Regions from separate parts of the Homo sapiens genome. Here all the other regions are linked to region 1. The links are chromatin loops, found by intact Hi-C in ENCODE. Cell type or tissue: natural killer cell. All regions are shown on one strand. Region 1 has its middle 120 kb from the start of LINC00593. Region 2 overlaps LOC101929129 (a long non-coding RNA gene). Region 3 has its middle 32 kb from the start of LINC02896.

What was found. A loop is a pair of places that touch in the nucleus more often than their neighbours do. Peaks named below come from ENCODE experiments on the same cell type or tissue, not always from the same donor. Only the 100,000 strongest peaks of a DNase experiment are listed, where the experiment ranks them.
Region 2: it touches region 1 in a loop (8-fold over the local background); 5 of 110 quality-filtered maps call a loop at or near these places.
Region 3: it touches region 1 in a loop (2.7-fold over the local background); 2 of 110 quality-filtered maps call a loop at or near these places.

What each region holds. Positions count from the first base shown.
Region 1 is chr15:69,713,111-69,715,610 of GRCh38, forward strand. No RefSeq gene overlaps it. Among named protein-coding and RNA genes, the nearest start is that of LINC00593, 120 kb to the right of the region's middle. In natural killer cell, no CTCF peak of the experiment used is centred here; DNase peaks (open chromatin) are centred at 161 and 1,281; H3K27ac peaks cover 2,419 bases.
Region 2 is chr15:70,022,188-70,024,687 of GRCh38, forward strand. LOC101929129 (a long non-coding RNA gene) reads right to left here. Exons shown (of 5, transcript XR_001751593.2): 1 at 2,440-2,500; 2 at 2,210-2,313. Among named protein-coding and RNA genes, the nearest start is that of MIR629, 56 kb to the right of the region's middle. RefSeq lists an enhancer at 916-1,085 and a cis regulatory region at 1,001. In natural killer cell, no CTCF peak of the experiment used is centred here; a DNase peak (open chromatin) is centred at 1,184; H3K27ac peaks cover 808 bases.
Region 3 is chr15:69,494,025-69,496,524 of GRCh38, forward strand. No RefSeq gene overlaps it. Among named protein-coding and RNA genes, the nearest start is that of LINC02896, 32 kb to the left of the region's middle. In natural killer cell, no CTCF peak of the experiment used is centred here; no DNase peak of the experiment used is centred here.

The sequences.
Region 1 (2,500 bases):
CTGTGCCTTTGGTATAGCTCCCTATACTCCCTGGAACCCTGCCATGTATTCATCACCCTCACTCTGGGATATGTGTACTACCCAGCAGGTCAAATACTTCCATTTCCTGAGCCTAGGGAGGAACTGGGCAAACAGTTAAGGGCTAAAGGGGCATAGTTCATAGTGAGGATCTGCTCAGTGTGGCTGAGCTGAAACAGGTCAGGAAGTTACAAGATTGCCTGATGTCACCCAGTAACTGTAAGACTAGAACTCTGGTCCCTAAGTCCTAGTTCAGCACACATTTCCACCTCCTCTGGGCCAGCTCCTGGGCAACAGAATATACTTGGTCATACTTCTTGCCTTGTCTGCCTACCTGGCACATTGCTGGGAAACAGGGCTTCTCTCTGGGAGCCCAACATTCTGGCAATCAAATATAAAGTATGACTTGTGCCCACCCCACTCCTCCCCACTACTGTGGCTGAAACGCTGTGATTCCCACACCTGGGCTCTCCCACTTGCCCTTTTGGATTTCTAGACAGGCAAGTGAGAAATATGTGATCTGTTTGGACTTGAGCAAGATATTTGGCAAGGTGTCTCATGCGCATCTCAAGGTGAAGAGTTAGGACTGGATGCTAGTGCAATTCAATAGATTAGGAACCGGTTAAAGGGCCATACCCAAATGGAATGGATAAATCTAACTACATCAGCCTAGATGAGGGTCTCTAGTGGCATGTCAAGGGACTCTGTCTTTGGCCATATCTTATTCAGCCCTTTTATCAATGACTGGAATGAAATAGGTGAGGGAAGGGTGAACATTTATTGAGAAACTCCTGTGTCAGCAACTATTGCCAATATTTTACAAAGCTTATTTATCTTATCCCTCACAGCCTGACTGTAAGAGAGGTTGTATTACCCTTTCACAGACCAGGAAATAAATATGTAACCAAGGGCAAGCAACTTGCCCAAGGTCTCACAGCAATTAATGCAATAAGATTTGGCATCCAGACTGGGATCTGAAGGCTGGGGCTCTGTGTCACATGTGGCACTAAACTGTCTTATCACCGAGGGGCAAGTGGGAAGGTCAGAGGGATGGACAATACCAGGAAGGTGAGAGGCAGGTCTGAAGAGGACTGAAATTAACACTGGGCCAAAATAACTGCACACCAAGATGCAAGGTGATAGAGACCTTTGCTCACACTGGGGCTCAGATGCTCACCAGACACACACAGGATGTGGGATACCTGGGTCAACAGCACAAGTGAAAAGGTGTTGGGTTTTTAGTTGACAGGAAGTTTCATATGAGTCAACGGTGGGATGTGGTAGCCAACAGAGCTAATGTCACCGTGGCCTCCACAAGTGGAGGTACAATGAACAGAGCGAGGGAGGAGCTACTCCTTAGTCAGCGTGTGCCCAGGAAATGGAGCTCAGACCTGGTGACCTCAGTGGAAGACAAGCATCGAAAACCCGCCGAGCTCTCGGAGGGCAGGGAAGAGGGGCTTCTTGCGGTTGCTGCTGCACATTCCTCTCCTCATTCTTTGTCATTCCCAAAATTACCAAAGCTTATTAATACCTTTCTGAGAAGTTATGGCCACTTCTTGATTTTTATGCTTTTGCCTTTCAAGCCCTAAGAATATGCTACTCATTCAGTTTTGAATTTTTATTAATGTAACTTGAGTGAATGCAGGGAGTCCTTGTGACCCAGTCTCTACATTAAGTTATAGTCAAAGAAGCACAATCCAATAACCAAAAGAAAGTAAGAGATTTTCAATCTTTATGCACATCTCTCAAAGGAATGAAAAGAATGAGACCTGCTTTTAGTTCTCTGTCTCATTTCCTTATGCTTCAAAAAACATCCACTCTACGAAACACTCCAAACTCTCCTATATCCAGTCAATCTCTTGTGCCATCTCCCTTTGGTTCTTCCATATCTCCATTATTTAGATGGGCTTAACATCTGTGTTTTCATTTTCTTTTCCTTTTTCTCCTCCTTGACTCCACTCTTCTTTAGTTTTCTTTCTAGTTTACTTCTGACCCAAATTCCTTTTTACAAAGGAGAAGTCAGGAACTGACCTAGCAAACCAGAATACTACCCCTTCCCTCCTGTCTCTGCAACACTGCCCATCTCTCCCCATCCTCCCCATCCTGGGAACCTGGATGGCCAAGATGGAACTCTTTTTTGAGAGCTGGGGGAGGAGAAATGGAGCAGGCAAGGAAGACAATTTTGGTGGTGGGTGGTAGCAAACATGGTGTTGGAAAAGATGGTGGGGAGGCTGGGAACACTCTACATACCAACCTTGTCCTCATCACATTAGCATGTGGGCACTGTGGGTGGAAGAGCCTGGCCACTCGTGCGTGACAAACTCCAACACAGACTGCCATGCAAGAGCTACTTGTTGTAGTGAATGGCAGCAAGGAGAGGCCCCTCCTTACCCCTGAGATCCCCATTGCCATGGATGGTTCATTTTCATTACCTTGCTGGTCTCCTTTTCTTTGCAGAGTTGACTGTTTCTGTAATAGCATA
Region 2 (2,500 bases), 310 kb after region 1:
CTGCCACATGGATTTTAAAAAGCTGTCTAACACCCCAGCTCACCTTTGAATTCTTTCCTGAGTGAAGCCAAGAACCCTCCTGGGCTAAGCCCCAATTTTGGGTCTCACCTGCTCTGCATCAACTGAACTTTCCCACTTTATACACCCCTCCCTAGCAAGTAGAGAAAAAGGGATTTAGACCTCGTTCCATCTGACTCTCAGGTCTGTGTGCCAAACCACCACACAGAGAGGGCTGGCTCCTGCTGTAAGTATATCAGATAAAAAAGCTGATTTCTCCTCCTCTCCTAGATCTGTCTCTAAATGACCCTATTTCCAAGTATGCAGTGAACATGCATTTTGGAAAATGTCCTGTCAGACAGATGATGTGTTTCGGAGTTGAGAAAAAATAGAGATGAATGGATGGGGTCTGTGTAGGATAAAATGAGTCCTGCCTGTCAAAGCCTTGTGCTATCTTTAGGGACCCAGGACGCTCACCTGGGAAGAAGCAGTGAAAAACACCAGGAAATACACATTGTCCCCCTCTCTCCTGTCTGGATCCTTCAAGGCTAGTTCAAGTGACCTTTCTTCCAAGAAGTCTGCCCTGACTGTGCCAAACAGAACTGGGCTCCCAGGGCATATGTTTGCAAACTTCTTACAATGGGCAGATTTTTAAAGTTATTTATGTGCCTATGTACCCCTTCTCATAACTGAGTGTGAGCTCCTGGAAGCCCAGACTGTGTCTTAGGGCCAGCACAGTTCTGAGTATCAAGTAGGAGTGATGCAGCGCAGGCCAGCCCCAGACTGGGGCTTAGCCCATGAGAGTTCTTGTCTTCACCCAGGAAAGAATTCAAGGGCAAGTGGGTGGTAGGATAGAAGAAAACAGCTTTCTTGAAGCAGCAGTGTTACGCTCACATAGGCAGAGATTAGCAGCTCAGAGCAGTTCTGCAGTAATATTTATACCTACTTTTAATTGCATGTAGATGAAGGGGTGGTCAATGCAGAAATTTCAAAGGGAACTTCTGAGTCATCAGGTCATTGCCATGGGAAGGGGTAGTAACTCCTGGGTGTTGCCATGGCAATGGTAAACTGACATAACACACTGGTGGGCATGTCTTATGAAAGCTGCTTCCGCCTGGTCTCTCTCTTAGCTAGTCCTCAATTTGGTCCAGTGTCTGAGCCCTGCTTCTGGAGACAAGTCCCACCCCCTACTTCAGGAGTGCAGGAAATGCTTTCTGGTTTAACGTGACATCATTCAGTGCTAACCACACACTCTGTAAAGACAGCTCCTCCCAGGTTGGGTTCATCCTCTATTGTGACACACACACACACATAGCCCCAGGGCTCAATACAAATCTTTTTCCACCAAAGGGAGCTTCTTTCACCAAAATGTGGGGTGTTTGTTACGGGGCACACCGAGAAGCACAGTGGTCATGTAAACCTCGGGGAACCCAAGACACCAGTCATCACAAAAGACAGCCGAGAAGCTTGGTCTTGGCTGAGGTCCAGGCAAGAGTGAGAGGTGGAGGGAGCAGTGAGGGGTGGGATGGGGGGTGCTGGGAGGGGTGATGATTCCCTGAGAGGAGCCCAGTGGGAACCAAATGTGGGGATCTATGGGACAGCTGGGGTTGGCTTCAGAGAGCACTAGGCACCATAGAAATGGCAGCTTCACAGCTTCCTTCCTTACTCCAGCCAGGCACCGCTGCCTTGGCCCAGGCCTGTGGAATGTTCCAGAAGCTAAAATGCCCTTTGTCTGGGCCTTACCCTTCCCTGGAACACAATGGCTTGTGCTTGAAGGGCTCGGGGTTTGTGATTCCTCAAGTAAGCCAAAGAATCAACAGCTTCCGGGGCTGCCCCTCAGCGGCTCCTATCCACGGTTATTTTTAGTCGCATTTAATTTGGCAGCCAGGAGCACTTTTGATTTCACAATGATTAGTTAGAGCTTGTGTGTGCGCTGTTTTTCTTCTTACCACCCGCCTGTCTCCCCCAAGGGGACTGGGTGTTGTTTTGACTTTTATGTGTTACAATAAAAACTTTCATTGTAGCAAAATGTTTGCTCGTCAAAATTAGCTTGGTTAATTCCAAAGAATTGTTTCATCTTGGCTCCACAGACACGGGGGATCTTTTTTACAAGAGGAATTGGCCACCAGCCAGCTATCTCCGGGACAATTCCTCTATAGTGTTCATCCTCCTGGAATTTACCTTTAAAGAGGAAAGACCTGCCTTCACTTACCAAAGGAAAGCCGAATGCGTCCCCGGGTTCATGTGCTCCACAGCAGGGCAGGGAAAGCCAGCGACGAGTGTGGATTTGGTTGTGTTGATTTTAGAATCACAGGCCTGGAAGAAAGCCCCACAAAGAGACACATGTGAGGGTGTACACAGACACAGCTCACACAAGCACACACCCACAGGTGTCACACTCATGGCACGAATAGACACACGCTCACAAACACACAGACCCACGAGGGCAGGGCAGCTGACTCTGCATACACGGGAAGAGAGAGACGCAGAGGCCTGAGCGCCA
Region 3 (2,500 bases), 220 kb before region 1:
TTCAAAGCCTTAGCTTGTCCAGTGGAGGCAAGGTGGTTTGGCATCTTGTTTAGGAATGGGAAACATTTGGTAGCTTGTTCTTGGTCTCTAGAGTCTCAGCTAAAGCTAAGGTGGAGATAGTCCCATTTTAATATCCTGTTACACATTTTTCTAGACCATTACTTATTTTGTCTGTTTTCTAATTTATTGGCATACAGTTGTGCATAGTATTCTCCTGGGAGTTAAAAAATATCTACCGTAACTGCAGTTATATTGTCTTTATCATTCTGAATAGATGTGCCTTTTTTTTTTTTTTTTTTTTTTGAGGTGGAGTCTCACTCTGTTGCCCAGGCTGGAGTGCAGTGGCATGATCTCGGCTCACCACAACCTCCGCCTCCCGGGTTCAAGCGATTCTCCTGCCTCAGCCTCCCGAGTAGCTGGGATTACAGGTGTGGGCCACCATGCCCGGCTAATGTTTGTATTTTTAATAGAGATGGGGCTTCACTACGTTGGCCAGGCTGGTCTCGAACTCCTGACCTCATGATCTGCCCGCCTTGGCCTCCCAAAATGCTGGGATTACGGGCGTAAGCCACCATGCCCAGCCATATGGGCCTTTTCTATTTCTTTTTTGATCAAACTTGCCAGGGATTTGATTGTTAGTGTTTTCAGAGAACATTAAAAATTCTCTTTTGTTTCTTTGTATTCTAATTAATTAAATTTTCTTTCTTCTTTTTTACTCTCTGTCAAATAAATCATACATACAAAAGAGTGCATGAAAAGTATGTGTGTGCATGACAAATAATAATAAAATGGACAAGCATGTATCCATGGCTGAGTTTAAGAAATTGAGAGCCAGGATGTTGGAAGCCTCAAATGCATTACCCGTCTCACCCCAGTGCAGCCACTGTCCTGTCTGTTGTGTTAGCCATACCTTTTCTTTTTAGAAACATGTTTCACTTGTGTATGTATTGCTAAACAATAGTCCATTTTAGCATTTTTTAAAAAGAGTCCCAGGTGACCAAAGTGCAATTAATCAAAATCCTTACTTCATGGCATAATCTCATATTTGACCTACAAATGGACCCCCTTCTCTCTCCTCCCTTCCCTTCTTTCTTCTATCCATTTTTGTTCCCTTTCATATTTCTTCTTTTAATGTGATAAATACCTGTGAAGCTGGCATCTAACAAAAGCCAGTCCCTTCATAATAGCACATATTAAACTATAAGATGACTTTCTCAATTTGCGTAACTATCATCCTGAATTCTATGATATATTTTCTCAAAAAGCTTTTTTTTTTTTTTTTCCCCGAGGCAGAGTTGTTCTGTCACCCAGGCTGGAGTGCAGTGGTGTGATCTTAGCTCACTGCAACCTCCGCCTCCCAGGTTCAAGTGATTCTCCTGTCTCAGCCTCCCGAGTAGCTGGGATTAAAGGCACGCACCACCACACCCAGGTAATTTTTGTATTTTTAGTAGAGATGGGGTTTCACCATATTGGGCAGGCTGGTCTCGAACTCCTGACCTCAGGTGATCCACCTGCCTCGGCCTCCCAACGTGCTGGGATTACAAGTGTGAGCCACTGGATCCAGCCACAAAAAGCGTTTTTTCAATTTTAGTTTTTTAAACTTTATTAAGAAGATATGCTCTATGTCATCTTTGGAAATTTCTTTTTTCTTAATATTATCAAAGATATATCCACATTGTCAAGTTTACTATAATTAACTTTTTATTGTAGTAAAATATGCATAACATAAAATTTGCCATTCTGACCATTTTTAAGTGTATAATTATGTGTCATTAAGTACATTCACATTCTTGTGCTACCATCACCACCATCCATTTCAGAACTTATTTCATCTTCTCAAACAGAAACTCCAATCAATGTGTTTTGACTGTCGTACATAGTGAGAACACACCAGTTTATTTATTCTCCTGCTGATGAACAATAATTGGTGTTTCCAGGGTTTCGCTATTGTGAACTGTGCTGCTGTGATTATTCTGGTAATGTCTACTGCTGAACATGTGTTCATTGTTGAGTTTTAGGTATCTAAATGTTCAGCTGTAGGAGATAAAGTCACACGGTTTAAACAAAGTGGTTGTACCAATTGACACTCCCACCTGCACTGTGAAAGAGACACCATGAATCCACATCGTCACCAACACTTGGCTTCAACTGCTTGAAATTCTGCCAAATGCATGTAGAATGGCATCTCTTAGTGGCCTTGACTTGCATTTCTCTGATTCCTAGGGATGTTAAACATCTTTTCATATGTTTATTGGCTTTGTATGTTTTTTCTTCTGCAACTTACTTTTTAATGTCTTTGTCCATTTTTTTCTCTTGCATTGTTTGTGCTTTTCCTAACAAGTTGTGAGTTATTTCTGTGTTGCTCATTCTAATCTTTTGGCATTTTTATGTATCACAAATAGATTTCTCCAGTCTGTAACTTGTATTTTTTATTTTTCAAAGCGTATTTTGATAAATAAAAGTTCTTAACTTTAACATAATTCTCAATCTTTTTAAATAA